Regions from separate parts of the Homo sapiens genome. Here region 2 is linked to region 1. The links are chromatin loops, found by intact Hi-C in ENCODE. Cell type or tissue: PC-9. All regions are shown on one strand.

Region 1 (8,000 bases):
GGTTGTTTCTACTTATGTATTCAATCATGTATTCATTCATTTCTGTTACAAACAACACTGCAATCAATTCCCTGCACATATATCTTTGCATACCTGTGCTCGGAGTACTGGATACCACTAATCTCTCTCTCCTCCATTTCTTTTCTTTTGCAACATTTCTTGCATCTCCAGCTTCTGTCTTGGCTCTTTTCTGAAATAGCAAACCACTTTCTTCCCTGAGCACACAGATACAGATGCACATTCACCCCTTCTTGCTTCTGTCCAAAGTTTTTCCTCCTGAAACGATCACTTCCTACTTACGTTTCTGCCTAAGTTTTGTGTAGACCCATCTCTGGTTTCCCAGACTAGTCTTCCTTGATGGCTTCTTATAACAGCAGGGCGAGGTATAGACCATATTGCTGTCAGCGTTTAAAAAGTGATAAAAACTGAAGCTTAGAAGATTAAGGAACTTGTTCGGCTTGCCTAGCTAGTTAAATGACGGAGCCGGGATTTGCTCTCAGGCCTGATTTTCTGTAGAATCTATGAACTTAAATAACCACCATGTTACATTGTTCCTTTGGCCCTGGTCCTCAAAGGACCTTGCACACAAACCTACAACCACAGCTACCCAATGGAATGGTGGTAACTGATTAACAAGTCAGTTCCCTCTACTAGACTGGGAAATCCCTGAGGGTAGCCCCTTTGTCTTTTCTTTCCACATACCCTATATTTAGTACAAATCCTATTCTGGGTGCTGATATGGATTTGAATGAATGAACCTATGTTTGTGGAATGAAGAATGCCAGCACTCCCCGAACCAGATTCAGAGACAAATTTCATCACTCAGCAACACACGATGAGCTTAAAGTGTAGTCCCTGCTAGTTTGTGAAAATAAAAAAAACCCTCTCTTCCAGTGCCCTAATTCACTCAATTATAAGAGACTTTTAAAATTGGCAGGGAGTAGAACATAATGGTTTAAAAAACACAGGCTGTGAAGTTGGAAGGCATAGGTTCTGATCCCAGAGTAGCAGCTCTGCTACTTACTAGGCAAGTTATTCAAGTTCCATAATCCTTAATTCCCTCTCCAGTAATTTGGAGCTAATAACAATTACCTGCTCACAGAGTTATCCTGAGGATTTAATAAGGTAGCCAAGATGAAGCACTTAGCCCAGTGCCTGGCATACAGGAGGCACTCAATAAATGTTAGTTGCGTTATGGTGCTTAGGATCAGTAACAGCCACTTTCAGTCTTGGTTGAAAGTCAATTTAGATCAGACATTCATTTCTCCTACACCTCTCCAAGCTTTGAACAGGATGACTTTTTAGTTTAAATTGCATAAAAAGCTCACTTTCTTGACCTTATTTGTAACACAAACATTTACTGAGTGATTTCTGTGTATCTAACTCTTTCCTGGTAGTACCTCGTTGGTCCTTTACCATCGCGGAGAGTCTACAGTAGGAAGAATAAGCATGCTCAGGTTAGAGTTTGGGGAGGACAAAATTTTCCTGCTGTTTGTAGTTTAGAACATTGCATAATCTTCTGAAAAGCACACCTTTCTTTTTCTTTTTAAACTTCAAGGATTTGTTTTAAAACATTTTCTCACAAAAGTCTGAAGTTTTCGTACCTTGATTCATGAAGGGGGACGGGTAGTAGCTTCTGGAGCCTGATTCATGGAGGTGCCTGTGCTATTCTTTGTCTTTGAGACAAAAAGTTTTCCTATACCAGCAGCTCCTGAAGGTGACTTTAGGAAACAGCACGTGTTTTGTTATTCTGTGCTCAGTTTTGACCCACATCCAAGTATTAATTTTTTGGATGGGAGGGGTGGTGGCTGTTGTTTGTGTCTAAGTGGGTCTTTCCAAGGACTATATATTAGGGTAAGACTCCACTCCTGGCAACCAAAACAAAAAACTTCTCTGACTCCAATTCAAATCTCAACAGAAGCAAATGACTCAGTTCAAGCAAACTTTATAGATTATTCAATTCTGGAACTATATGTTCTCGGATAACCATACCCAACATTGAAATTAAACTACTCTCTAAAGAAGGAAATTCCTTAGTAACGTCACTCAGCTCCAAAACTTGGGACTGTCTTTCCTTGCATCTAACTTACATGTCTCCAATCACAAATTAAGCTGTTCATTCTCCAGCTGACATATCTGGGCAGGAGATCCAGCTTCAGATGCTGGGAGGCGTGAAGAGGAGAAAAGGTCACTTCTGGTTTTGGTGTGTGTGTGTTTGATGTAGGTGTGGTTTCGTGTTATGTAAGCATCTGGCTCTAGGCACTAGGATACCTGCACTGTCAGGGGACAGGGACTTCTGGGTGCCAGGTGCTCCTAGAAGCTCAGTCACTAAGGGGCTGCTTGGTGCCTCTTCTCTCTCCTCACTGTCCTGGAGCTCTGGCTTCTTTGTCACATGTTCTGTTATCTGAACTTCTCAGGCTACCACTTTAGGATCAAAGGAGATTGTGGGCCAAAGGAACAAAACTCTCACTTTTCGAGCCCACAGTGTGACCTCGGACAAGTCCCTTCCTCTTCCTGGGCCTTAGTTCCTGCAGCTGAGAGGTATGGAGTTTCGTCAAAACATGTCTGAGCCTCTGCCCAGCACTGACAATCTGGGGCTCCAGAATCTGTCGTCCAGCCAGGCCAGTGACCTAGGTGGGAAGGGCAGTGAGAACGTAGCCACTGTTTGGAATTCACAGGCTTGTTTGGTGGGACAACTCCTAATAGATTTGATTGGGGATCAGAGCAACCTATTTCTCCGAACCTCTGGTGAGAACTGATTCAGGCCTGCCACTCCTCGGTCAGGGCTGCAGAGGCATGTAAAATGCACTTGTCAGAGAGCATTGGCTCAGAAGCCTGACACTTCCACCATCTGAATACCAAACAAGACAAAAATTGCACAAGAGATGGGGCCCAGATGATCCGCTGATCAAATCAGTATTTCAACTCTGGTGTCCTCAGGATTTCTTATGTGAGGGAACACCCTCCTCTGCCATTTCAAAAGACTTAATACATTTTTATCCCTGAGTGATTTTGTCCTCAAGAGGACCTATGGGAGGGACCATGTGGATTTTGAAAGCTTAGTGCTGAACTAATTCTGTGCCCTAATGATTATGAAAGCCTGTGTAAATAGGGAGGCAGTGGCAGGGAGCCTGGGGCTGGAAGTCAGGAGGCTTGAATTCCAGTTCTGGCTTTGCCACTCTCTGGCTGTGCAGCTTTAAGAAAATTGCTTCACCTCTCTGGGCCTCAGTGTTCTCATACAGCAGCATCTCTCTACGGTCTCTAAGACAGAAACCTCTCATCTTGGTGGTAGAATGGGGCCAGATATACCTCTGTGTGTGTGTGTGTGTGTGTGTGTGTGTGTGTGTGTGTGTGTGTTAGCCCAATTCTCCCCTTGTGTGGAGACATAGCTCTTATGGAGGTTACATTCCTTCCCCAAGTTCCTCTTCTTTGAAGGCCTTTGGGACGCATCCAAGAGAGTAGGTGAACTCATGGATGCTTAAGGATTGGAAGGGGCTTTGAGGATAATTACCCAGCTATTGCAAGAATGCCTCTCACCCCAATTATCTGGTGGGAGGTGCTTGGCATGTTTGAGAACCAGCATTCCATGAAAGTTAAGAGCCCCAGCTCTGGAGTTATTCAGTCTTTGTTTTATATCCCAGCCTTGCCAGTCATTTCAGTTCGTCATTCAGCAAGTATTTATCAAGTGCCTATTTCCTGCCAAGCACTTAGATAAGCTATTTTGCATATATTATCACACTTAGTCCTCACAACCCTATGAAACAGGTAGAGGTTTTATCTCCATGTCACAGATGAGGAAACTGAAACTCAGAGAGGTGATGTGACTTATTGCTAGCAAGAGGCAAACCTGAGGTTTGAATCCAGGTCTATTGACACCAGCGCTATAGCTCTCAGCCACTATGCTGTACTGTCTCCAAGACCTTATCTTCTTAATGTAAACATCTATGATGTAGACATTATTGTATCTATTTTAAAACTAGATACTGACGGTCAGAATTTAAGTAGCATCATTTGGTCAAAGTCAATGAAAGCAGGGCCAGGACTCAGCTGGGGGCTACTCAACCCCCACGTCGGTGTCTCTGACTGCTGTGTGCAATGCCTCTACCTCAGCCTTTTGGAAAAACCTCCGTGCATTTGCCAGTCTACGTTACAGACTAAGCAGCATGCCTGCTTCTGAAGGAAGGACATGGACCATGCAATGGGAAGAGCCCTGAAGTCTGCATGATGCCAACATCTCAGCTGCTGGTCCTGTCTGCTCCTTACCAGGCACAAGGCCTGAGGCATTTCCAGCCTCTGCGCTTTACCAGCCTTGCTTTCCTCACAAGGATATTTATTGTACCAGTCAATTGAGGGCCTAGCTATGAAAGGACTTTATAAATTAGAAGGTGATGAAAGTGAAATTATTATTGTTGTAGTCCCACTTCTCTGTTTTTCTCCATCAAACTGGACAATAAATTGCATGTTGCCTTCGGGAATCTTGAAATGCATCATCTAGTAGCCTGAGCCCCATGATCCCAGGATGAAGCAGCATGAGGCAGGCTATCCTCTCTCACAGCCGGCACTCCTGCCTGACTCATTCAGGGATGCCACATTCCGGGATGTGAGGCATTACAATGGCTGCCACTGTGACGTGTAGTCATCCCAGAAAGGCTGGGATGTAACATTCCTGAACAGATTCAGGCATGAGAAGAGAGAGGAGAGAAAATTTGTAAACAGGCAGCCTGGGGCTTAGGAGAGGCAGGAGAAGTTGCTCATTTTCTGTGCTCTTGTTTTGAAAGTCTTTGGAGGTGTAGCTGTCCGTCCATCAGGCTGATCTTATCATCCTTCGGGAAGCATGCATCTCCAGATGCGTGGGACTCCTCACACCAGGGCCTTGCACTCTCGGACCACCGGTTCCAGGAGGGCTGGGTCAGAAATCATTTGCTCACTTCACTACTCACTCCTCTAAGGAGTGAGAGGATAGGAAAACCAGAGGTGCCATCTGCAGGTGGATGGAGGAGCTCCAGGTGATTTGTCCCTGAGTTTTTCCAGTTAAGCATTTGCTCTCTCCCCTCTCACCCTGTTGTGCTAAGGGTGGCACAGAAAAAGAATTTTATTTATTTTGGGTCTTTGTTTGTACCTGTTTGCAGCCCAAGGAAAAGAGAGAGGCAAACTCTCTGGTTCAGGCTTCGGTGAGAGCCTTCTTTTACTCAAAGAGACTGTGGAGGCTGCCAGAGAGCAAGTCAAGGAGTTGGGAGGTGCAGCCTGCCTTGAGCAGGGCAGCAGGGACTTGTGGGATGAGCTATGGCTCCGTTAGGACCCTCCTCACCTGGAAACAGGACTGTGGGAGACATTGCCATCCCTCCTATCTAACAATTCGATGTTAGAAAACTCCCTGCTTTGGGTAGTACCAAGAAATTAGTTGTAATTATGGAAATGAAGAAGGTGGCACTGAAAGAAAGCACCACCAGGGGAAAGGGCCCTGCAGGTGGAGGTGGAGACCTGGGCTCCAGGTGTAGCCTTGCCACAGGCTCTGTGTGAATGTGAGCCCTCTCTGGGGCTGTATTTATGAAAAAGGGGGTTGGGCAATGATCTCTAAGGTCCCTTCCAACTAGGCCAGTTTATGCAAGACTTTCCTTGATTTCAGTACTGAAAGTTTTGTGTCCAGAAATCCTTGCTTCCAATAGAAAGCTTCCCTTTCTGGTTGTTCTAGTAACTTCCCTCTGGGATCTCAATCCCTTTTCTCTCTGTATTGCAGAAGCCTTTTCTCTGGATTAGGAAATCATTGTGATAACTCCTGCTAAATGGTGGTGGGTAGGGGTGATACTCAAAACATGAACATCCTCTACGGTAAGGGCACAAACCCATCAGAATGAACCAGGCCATAAACCCCAGACCATTCTTGGAGTGCTGTCCACTCCCCGTCCCCGGGGTGGGCAACCCCACATTGAAACTGGGCTTCTATCTCCAGGTCTATGACAATTCCACCTGTTTCTATTCCACCTCTTCAGTCAGTGATGTGAAGTCATGTCAATCACTTCAGCGCCAGTGGAACTGAAGGATTTTCCAGCTTCTCTTTTACTGCTTGCTCTCAGATTAAAGGTGGTGACTTCCCCTTCACTGGTCAGTTCCAGCCTCAGTCCAGTTTCCTAAGGTTTTTTAGGGTGAGACTGCTCTGAGTGATGCTGTCCAAATCCAGACAATAGTGTCTTTGCGGATGGGCTTCACGTCTCTGGGATTCAAGTCTGTTTGTGCCCCACCATCCTTGGTGTGCTGCCAGATGAGTCTTTCCAAAACAGTGTTTTGTCAGCCTCCTGTACCTGTTCTGAAATCTTTCTAAGCACATTTCCTCAGCCCTCTCACCCACTGTGGACAAACAGGACCACATATTCATAATCATGACCCACTTGTCTTTGGCTTCTGCCTCTGTTTGCTTACATGGGATCTTGGTCTCTTCCAATTGTGTTTTTATTCAGAGAGCAGCTGCTAAACTGTCTGGAATGACAGAAGTTCAGTTTCAAATAATAGTTAACATACGTGTATCACAGGGTGGAGAAAAGCAGAGTCCGTGTGACCTCTGGCTCCCATTCACCTCCACACCAGCTGAGCCCATTTCACATGACCTTTCTGCCTGTGTTTGTCTGTCCTTCAATGTGCTCCATCCTCACTTGTTTATGTTGCTTCCTGAGCACAGTGACTTGCATCAGGCACTGTGCTAAAGGTTGGTGAAATGCAAGCTGGATCCAACCCCTATGGTGAACCTGCATTGTGGGAGGGCAGATGGACATATAAGCAGCTGCTTCGTGATGGGACATGTGTGCTGTAATACATTTGAGTGTCATGGCCACATACAGCGGGGCCTGGCTCCTTCTGCAGTGATATCAAGGCTGGGCCTGGGTGAGGAGGAGTCATAGTTAGAGAATGGGTGGGAGGAAGCTCGCATGCCAGGCACGGGGAAATGGCATGCACAAAGGCACCCCTCTGTTTGTCTCCCTTTGTCTTCCACTGTGGGTGGTGCTGTGGGCGGCAGTGGGTCAGGGATTGCTGGGCAGGAGGCCAAGGCAGGCAGAGTCAGCCCTCAGGAACCACCAGGTCAGGGAGCACTGGCACGCCCAAGAACCCACTTCCTATTTCCCAGAGCAGATGGAGGCCATAGACTCAAGTTTTTCTCCCCATTTTCCCCCTCATTCCTCAGAATACCTGCTCCTTCCTGTGTCACAGGCCAGCTCTGACTTGGTCTCCATCCCCCAGGCCCCTGACAAGTCACCAGTCATTGTTGACCCTTCCTTTCCTCATCTTCTGCCTTCCATTTCCTCCTTTCCACAGCTTCTACTATGGTTCAAATCCCGGTCACCCATCTCCCACCTGGTTGGTTGCATCAACCTCCTCATCAGTCTCCAGGATTCAAGTCTGTTTGTGCCCCACCAGCCTTGGTGTGTGCTGCCAGATGAGTCTTTCCAAAACAGCGTTTTGTCAGCCTCCTGTACCTGTTCTGAAATATTTGTAAGCACATTTCCTCAGCCCTCACCACGCACTGTGGACAAACAGGACCGCATATTCATAATCATGACCCACTTGTCTCTGACTTCTGCCTCTGTTTGCTTACATGGGACCTTGGTCTCTTCCAGAGTGCACCCCAAGTAGTTCCAGGAACCCCCAGGGCAGTGTTGCTGAAAGTGGCTCTGTGCACCAGCGCCAATCTGTGCACGTTGCTATGATCTGCGATGACATTAGCACATACATGGAGAATAAGTTGAACTTTCATTTCTGTGACCTCTAGCAGATGGGATTTTTTTTTTTTTTTTTTTTAGTTTTACAAAACAAATAAACAAACAAGCAACAGAAACAAAAGACACCTGGCCCTTCACAGATCATTTGAGCCCTGCCCTAGGGTGTGTCATACCCAATCAAGTCTGGCTCCTCCATGCACTCCTGCCTCACCTCCCTGCTATCCACTGGCAGCTCCTGGAGCTGTTTTTTCAGGAAATCAGTCCCTACTGCCTCTCTTCCTGGAGCACAGC
Region 2 (8,000 bases), 120 kb before region 1:
CATTCATCAAAAGGTCATTGCTAGATCCTAGGTAGGCAATTTATCAGATTGAGTACCATAGTCTGAAAGGGAGTCTTTTAGATCCTTCTAAGTCATTAGCAGCTTTCTATTCCACCAGTGGTAATAAGGCTAATGTTTATTGAGGGTTGACCAGGTACCAGGCATTGTGCACTGTATCTCTTTGATTCTCTTTAATATTTATAAGCAGCAGGTATTCCTATTATCCCCATTTTCCAGTTGGGGAGACTGAGGGTCATAGAGGCCAAAGGAGCTGGAAGGACATGGAGAGCTTCTCTGGTCGAGTGGTTCTCACACACTGGTCTGTGGATTTGTGCCAACCATGACAAAGCATTTACATTACAGTGGCAAAATCAGACAAACCAGGACAATACAGTGAGCTTTCCAGTTTCCCATAAGCTATGTTTATTCATTTTTAAGGCATATCCGCTATCTGAGAATCTTTTTTTGTGTTTGTTAAAACATTTTTTCTTTGGTGAAAGTGGATTGTAGTTCTTTTAAAAATATGTCCTAGTTTGGCAAAATGAAAAGCAAATTGTCCTGTGTCATTCCTGCCAATTTTTGGGTGGGGAGGGGAGTGAAATGTTACTGGTCCTTGACATTCTAAAGTCTGGGAACCCCTCATTTTCTATTGCATTGGAAGGTGATGGGAGGCTCAGCTGTTCATGTCTTCTGTAGCTGATCTGTGTGCTATTTTCCACAGGCAGAGGACGCTGTAAGGCCTTGACGGGTTATGAGCCAGGAGAAAAGGATGAACTGAATTTCTACCAGGGAGAAAGCATTGAGATCATCGGCTTTGTCATACCTGGGCTTCAGTGGTTCATTGGAAAGTCGACAAGTTCAGGACAAGTGGGCTTTGTCCCCACCAGGAACATAGATCCTGATTCTTATTCCCCAATGTGAGTATTGACAGTGAGCATGTCCTGGAGCTGGGCTCCCTTTCCCAGGGTTCCCTCCCCTCTTTGAGCAGATTTGCAGTTGAGCTTCGAGGGTGCCCTGGTGACATGGAGCCAGAAAAGCACATGCTGACACCAAGGTTGATACAGAGAGTGATAGAAAGGAGAGAATGCGTCAGTTCAGTTTATTTTAACAGGTGGTCACTGAGGACTTCCTCTGTGCAAGGAGGGAAGCAAAACTCCAAGACAAAGGGCATGCTGTTAGGCACTGAGGGTGTGGTTTTGGTACTTGGATCCTGCTACCCACACTGTCTAACCACAGGGCCCCTTCAGAGGAAGGGCACACACGGGGAGAAATAGATTAGCAGCATGCTGATCCCACATAGGGCTGGGAGGTGGGTCCCATGTAGATCTTCACTCATTCAGCTTTCAAGCTGAATGCCAATGTGTGACTTCAGCATTGGCTAGGAGGGCAGAGTGTTTCTCTTACTCTTTTCTGCCTTGAATCCAGAAAGGCTGGTTCTGAGGAGCAGACCCATCTGCCTGGCCAATCAGGAGAAGGTGATCAGCCTGCTCCACCCACCCTGTCATGGAAGGACAGAGATATCGGGTATTGCTCCATCTTTTTGGAGTGGGCTTCCTATGTGGGGATAGGAAACAGTAGAAAGCCTGGGCGCAGGAAGTACACGAGGAAAGGGAGAGTTGGCTCCTAACACTGACACAACATAGCGCCCTACACTGGGAAAATGTGGCCCCAGAAATGTCTAACGATCTGAACAGAGACTTAAATTCTTTCTCTTGTGGGAAATAGCCAATGAAGAGAGCAGACCAAGGGGCAGAAGCTCCCTGTAAGCCCTGCCCTTCGTGGGGAGAGGAGGAGACAGAAGGTTATTTTTTTTCTATGTAGAAATGTGGGAGTCCAAATAACTATAAACAAGGAAGACCACTCACTGAGCTCCTGGAGAGGTATGGAGAACTATCGGGACTTGTAAGGAAGAAAAGGATATCAAGAGAACTTCATGAAGAAGGGGACATGTGAATTAAGCTTTGCACAATGTAAAATATTTCAACAGATGTTGATGGGAAAAGAGGTCATAGGTAGGAAAGTGAGTCAGTGCTTGAAGAACGACTCATGTAGTTTGGAGGAAGTTACCAGAAGGTCACTGGTGCAGCAAAGGTGGGTCCATGCTCTGGAAACCTGGGAATGCCTGTGTGAGGGCCCTTTCCTTAACCTGGCAGAGAATGGGGAGCTACTGCATGTCTCTGAGCAAGGGTGACATATTATATGACTGGACCTTTTCTCTAGGAAATGAAACCTGGCTTTGGGGGAGGCATGCATCATCAGGGGGAATCTGGAGGCAGGAGACCAGCGAGAAGCCCACGGTGGCACTTAGAAAAGGGTGAGAATGGAGAGGAAGGCCACTGCTGAGGACCAATGGACAGGAAGTCAAAGATTCCAGGAGCTTTACAAATATGGACACCTGTGTTCTGCCTCCAGAGGCTGTTGTGTAACTGGTCTGGATGGAGGCTGGGCAATTATATTGATAAAAGCTCCCCAGGTGGGGCTGGTGGGCAACCAAGGTGAGAACATTGCTCTGAACCACCCCTTCATGTTACCACAGGGGGAACAGAGGACCCCAGGGATGAAGGAGCTGAACCCAAGGCCTTCCCTCTGGAACTTTAGAATCCTGACATTAAATCCAGTGAGCTCTCATTAAATGTCCTGGTGATTTTAAATCCTGACATGAAATCCAATACATTCTGGTGAGAAGTCCCAGTGAAAGGGAGAAAGAAAAAAGAGGATGGAAAATAGGAATGGGGGAAGAACCCTGGAGGATGCCTCCATTTACAGAGCAGAGGAAGAGAGAACGCAGAGAGGAAACAGAGGAGCCACAGAGAGGAAGAAACAAGCTGCGGGGGAGGCGGGGCTGACACCTGTGCTGTCATCAGAGAGGTACAGCAGGGCCAAGTGAGGAAAGAAAGGCCTTTGGGACTGGCCATTGGTAGGTCTTCTGGAAGCACAGTAGCTACATGGCTTACAGAGTTGTGGAGTCAGGGTCCCCAAAAGGCATTCATGACCATGTGAGTGCAGCTTGTGCCTCCACTGGCTTACCAGCTCCTTGTCTTTGGACATATTCATTTATCTCTCCATGCCTCAGTTTTCTCATCTGTAAAATGTGTAGAATGTTAGCACTTGCCTAATAGGATTGCCGTGACTTTAAATGAGCTAATAATACACACAAAGCCCTTAGAATGGTGCCTGGCACAGTGTGTGTGTGTGTATGATCCACAGGCACTTGTTCTTATTGTTGTTTGTGTCATTGCCGTTGTTGTGGGTGGTGATCTTGAGAGGCAGTTTTAATAGGATATTGGGGACAGATGTCATTTTCATAACTTATATTTGGACTTCTGCACCTCACGCTAATTTACCTCAAATGACAGTAAGTCAGCACTACTGAATTAATTCAGTCATCATATTTTCACTGGCTTAGTTGTAAGGGGTCCTCTCACACTGAAGAGCAGCGTCCTCTGTGCTGTGTGAGGTGGACTATGACATTCTCCTGTGCCTGGTCAGTTGTGGGACCCAATGCACCAGAGATTGCACAATTGGTACCGAAGGGGAAAATGAGTCAGAAAACAGGGAGGGGTGGCACAAGGAGAAGAGGGGAACTGGCTCCTTGCATATCCCCCAAAGCACTCTCCAGATATCAGAGCTCCTTGAATCACAGCAACAGAGGGATGGGTTTTGAGCTCAGAGGAATGACCCAACTCCACGCAAGCAAGCCGCTGAAGTCTCTGCACGCTGCCGTCCGACTGGCCACTGGGTGTCACTCTTGTCTATGTTTGCTGGGTGTCAGGGTCTGAGAAGAAATTCAGCCTTTGCTGAAGTCTCCATCTTCTCCGTGTAGGTTTTCTTTTTGTGCTTGTGTATTACTCCCTAAAGTATGTGTGTATACTTAAGTGCCTAAATTAAAAAAATAAGTCAGATTGATAAATTAATGTACTCAAAACCAGAAAAAAGAACATAGGAAAAAAGCTAGTATTTTATAGTATTACAGTTAGAAAACATTCTTTTGTTACATTCCTTCTTTTATTCTTCATATTGCCTGTGTCTTTATAATTCAATTTCTTGTGGAATCTATTTTTGACACTAATAATTTTGCCATTGGTCTCATAGCCATTTATTTGCATGATGTGTCTACGTGTAATATATTTTATTACATATTGACAGCAAGTTGTCCACTTCTTCTTCATAGAGTATCTATTTTAGTAGCTATTTTCAGTGAAGATCTGTGGGTTATAAATACTCTCAGTCCTGAGTCTTGGCCTGTCTTAAATATATATAACACTTAACATATACTCTTGAATTATAATTTAGCTAGGTATAGCATAACATCTTCAAAGTTTGCAGGAAAAAATAACTTTAACTATAAAATTGCAAATCCATGTTGCCAGGGCCTTGTCCATTTTGCTTGTCTTTTCAGAGAATCATTTTTTCTTTTGTTGACCATCTTTATTGATTTTTGTTTTTATAATGATACTTCATTAATGACAGCATTTGCTTTGATTATTTTTGTCTACTTTCTTTGTTTTTATTTCATTAATTTATGATCTTATCTTTCATATTCAATTCATTCATTCTATAAAGTTGAACTGTCAATAGTAATTAAACCAAGAAAGGAGGCGTAGGAGAAATAGAGAACTTAAAAAGACCTGTAAGCATAAAGAAATGGACATCATGTTAAAAATGATATTATATTTATTTATTTTGCTCAGGACTTGGTGTGTTTCTTCAATATGAAGATTCATGTCTTTCTTCAATTCTGGAAAATTTTCAGTCCTTCTTCCTTTGAATATTGCCTCTCTCTCGTTCTTTTTAGTCTCTCTTCTGGAATTCCTATTAGAGGTACGTTGGACTTACTCTATCCTCATTCTTGCTTAATCAGTTCTTTTATATTTTTTATCTTTTTGTCACACCAGGCTAAATTCTGATTGATTTTCTTGACATAATCTTCAGTTTCACTAATTCTCACCTCTGCTATGACTAAACTTGCTGTTTAACCCACCCATGTAGTTCTTAATTTCTGTGCCTTTATTTTCCATTTTCTACGATTTATATTTTGCTATTTTTCATATATGGCTGTTTCTTCTCACAGTGCTCCATCTTTTCATTGTAGCTTCTATTTTTTCTTATTATTTCACCTTTTTAATCATTCATATAAATTCTTCTTCAGATTATTGTCATTTCTAGTTTTTTGTAGTGTTAATATAGTTATTTGTGTATCTGCTGGCTCTCGTTGTGAATAGTTCATTTTATTGCATGGTTTGTATTTTTTGTTACATGAACTAATTTTCAACATTTTAAAAGATGGGTTTTATATGGATCCTGGACTGAAGAAAACCTTGCTGACTAGGTTTTGCATTTGCTTCTCCTGGAACCTTAGGGAGTAATGATCCAGGACTGATTTTTTACTATTAATTCTTGGATCGTGGTACCAACACCAGGTAGTGTAAATTCAGATCCCACACGTCCCAGTGGCATAAGCCTAGGTGTTTGATGTTTTCCAGGGACTCAAATAGATGAAAAGTGTGTTCTCGGCAGGTAGGAAGAAATTTTTCAATCTGCTCTTTGCTCTTTACAGAAGTTGAACTCTTTCAGACTCCAGGGAGTTTAATGGGCTCCCTGCTTCAGGCAGGTCTAAATCACATCTCCTGTCCTTGGGGTGGGCATTAGAAGGTCAACCCCAGTTCTGAAGGCCAGAGTCCCAGCTGAAACCACCAGGAGCTCTGGGCCATCTGCTTTCACCTGCCAATCTGGGTTTGGTTTTTGCTTTTGTTACTGGCTTCCAGTGATTTCCCTTTCTTTCTTTAAATAATGTACTAAAATATTCATCTTTGTTACAGATTTTTCTATAGATATGGGGGAGAGTGGCCCTTTTAGAGCCCTTTAACCTGCCATATTGCCAGAAGCTTTGCCATGTTCTTCTAACCCAGTTTTCATGTTTGGAAATATCTAATGCAATTTGTCAAGCTTCTTGGCCTTTCCCTAAATTCTAAATTCTCGTAAGTTGTCCTGGAACTCAGGACTTTAGCAGATGTTGTGAGGCAATGCACGCAGAGGTAGAAGACCTCAGTTTTAGTTTCAGCTTTACCACTTTCTAGCCATGCAATTCTTAGCATGTCACTGAACAGTTCTGAATCCTTTTCTTAATCTACAAACATGGATTAAAAAAACCTGCACCATAAAGTTGTTATAAACAGTAAATGAAATAGTAAATTTAGGAATACATTGTAAAATTTAAGAGATCTATAAAACTTTGGGATCAATTTATCCCAGTTGAATTTAGTTGTAGATTTCAATTACATGCTGTTTTGAGATTAGAAGCTTCCGTGGTGTTGGGGGGAATCTGGCGATCAGCCCAGGGAGATGGGGGCCCAGTCAGTGTGGTACTATTAATAGTGTTCTCATCATGGGCTTTCAAACTACATTTACCTGAGTTATGGGGACAAATGGTAATGGCTGATTACAGTACCCCCATCCCATCCCCTCCTTGAACACTGCTTTAATTAGAGAAGTTCTTATGTCCTGCTCTACCACTCCCTAACCACCAACTTCATTTTGCTGTGCCTCAGTTTATTCGTCTGTAAAAAGGATAAGAGTAGTACGTGCCTTGTATGGCAAATGTGTGGATTAAATAAAATAACAGTATCTGGTTCTTCATACCACTTCCTCCCAAAGTATTAGCTATTATTAACTCCTGGGCTTCCAAGTTAATTTTGTTTTCAAAATGGGTTCTGACATTAAAACATTCTCTATTTAGAACTAAAAGTGGCCTAAAAAATTGTTTAGATAGATGCAACCCAGTAGCTTCTAAGGCACTTCTAGTTTTTTATTATTTAATTCTATAACAAATCTCTAGTAAGCAAATTAGGCTTAACAGTTAGTTTACACAACAGCATGAGTATCAAGATCTTTATTGCTTATAATGATTTCTTTCAGCTCCCCTAATCTTCCTTTTACCCACTTCTTTCCCTTAGCGATTCCAATCCTCTTAATGTTGACTAAACTGTTGTTCTATGCCATGGAATCAGACCTTAACAATGGTGAAAGATTCCTCTGACCATGGTCAGATTTTCTTCATTGTTCTTCTAGATTGTGTCACTTGTCCCTTGCTTTTTCTTGAAGTAACCTAAGGACAAATAAAATTTTTAATGGTCCCTTTTCAACCCTTCCATTTAGGGCAATTGATTCCTCTTTCTTCCATTAAAAATGGGTACCATGGTGTCTCAAAGAATGGGTAGAGGTTGAGAGAAGGGGCTTTGTTTTTCTTGGGAGATGGGGTTTTAAGAGAAGGGGTGTTTTCATCCCCACTTTGACCTACTGGACAACCACACCCCTCAGTTCTCCCAGCATGATGTGCTAGTAGCTCTTCTTTTTTGGCAGTATAAATACAGTATGCAATGGTGAGATGAGGAATCTAATTTCATTTGCGGGAAGTTGGTTTGATGACTTTTCTGCATCCTCCACTACATCCTAGTGTGGAGAGAAGAGGAGATGGAGTCTGAAGCCTTGCAGTAATCTGTCTCTGTGTTTTTTGCCCCGATGCAGGAGCAGGAACTCTGCCTTTCTCAGTGATGAGGAGAGATGCTCCCTGTTGGCCCTGGGAAGTGATAAGCAGACTGAGTGTTCCAGCTTCCTCCACACTCTTGCTCGCACTGACATCACATCTGTCTACCGGCTCAGTGAGTGTTGGTCCTCAGACACCTTCAAAAGCCTGGGGTCCTCAAGAATAAGATAGTGTCCCTAACCAGGAATAGAATACCCCTAAATTCTAATCCTATTCATGAATTTGGGTGGCCATGACCACTATTCTGTTGACGACCTGAATCATATTTGATTAGCAGCATTTCACTTTAGATTTCAGGTAATTCTGGGGTTTCAGGGGAACTATGAGACATGATGAAACCAACTCACCTATACCGTGGGTGACTGGCTGTACTGGGTCTTCCCTCCTAATCTTGGGGGAGGAGAACTTCCTGAGTCCTGGCTGAGGTACCTTCTAGGACTGAAGTAAGCCCCCAGTG

What was found. Hi-C counts contacts between places; a loop is a spot of excess contacts. Peaks named below come from ENCODE experiments on the same cell type or tissue, not always from the same donor. Only the 100,000 strongest peaks of a DNase experiment are listed, where the experiment ranks them.
Region 2: it touches region 1 in a loop (18-fold over the local background); 13 of 110 quality-filtered maps call a loop at or near these places.

What each region holds. Positions count from the first base shown.
Region 1 is chr5:148,909,854-148,917,853 of GRCh38, reverse strand. No RefSeq gene overlaps it. Among named protein-coding and RNA genes, the nearest start is that of ADRB2, 87 kb to the right of the region's middle. RefSeq lists an enhancer at 6,517-7,716. In PC-9, a CTCF peak has its summit at 4,964 (motif pointing left); DNase peaks (open chromatin) are centred at 3,743, 4,633, 6,993, 7,863 and 2 weaker places; H3K4me3 peaks cover 451 bases; H3K27ac peaks cover 6,847 bases.
Region 2 is chr5:149,031,212-149,039,211 of GRCh38, reverse strand. SH3TC2 (SH3 domain and tetratricopeptide repeats 2) reads left to right here. Exons shown (of 17, transcript NM_024577.4): 8 at 722-917; 9 at 7,525-7,658. Among named protein-coding and RNA genes, the nearest start is that of MIR584, 27 kb to the left of the region's middle. RefSeq lists an enhancer at 7,922-8,000. In PC-9, CTCF peaks have their summits at 3,540 and 3,744 (motif pointing right); DNase peaks (open chromatin) are centred at 2,031 and 3,711; H3K27ac peaks cover 4,586 bases.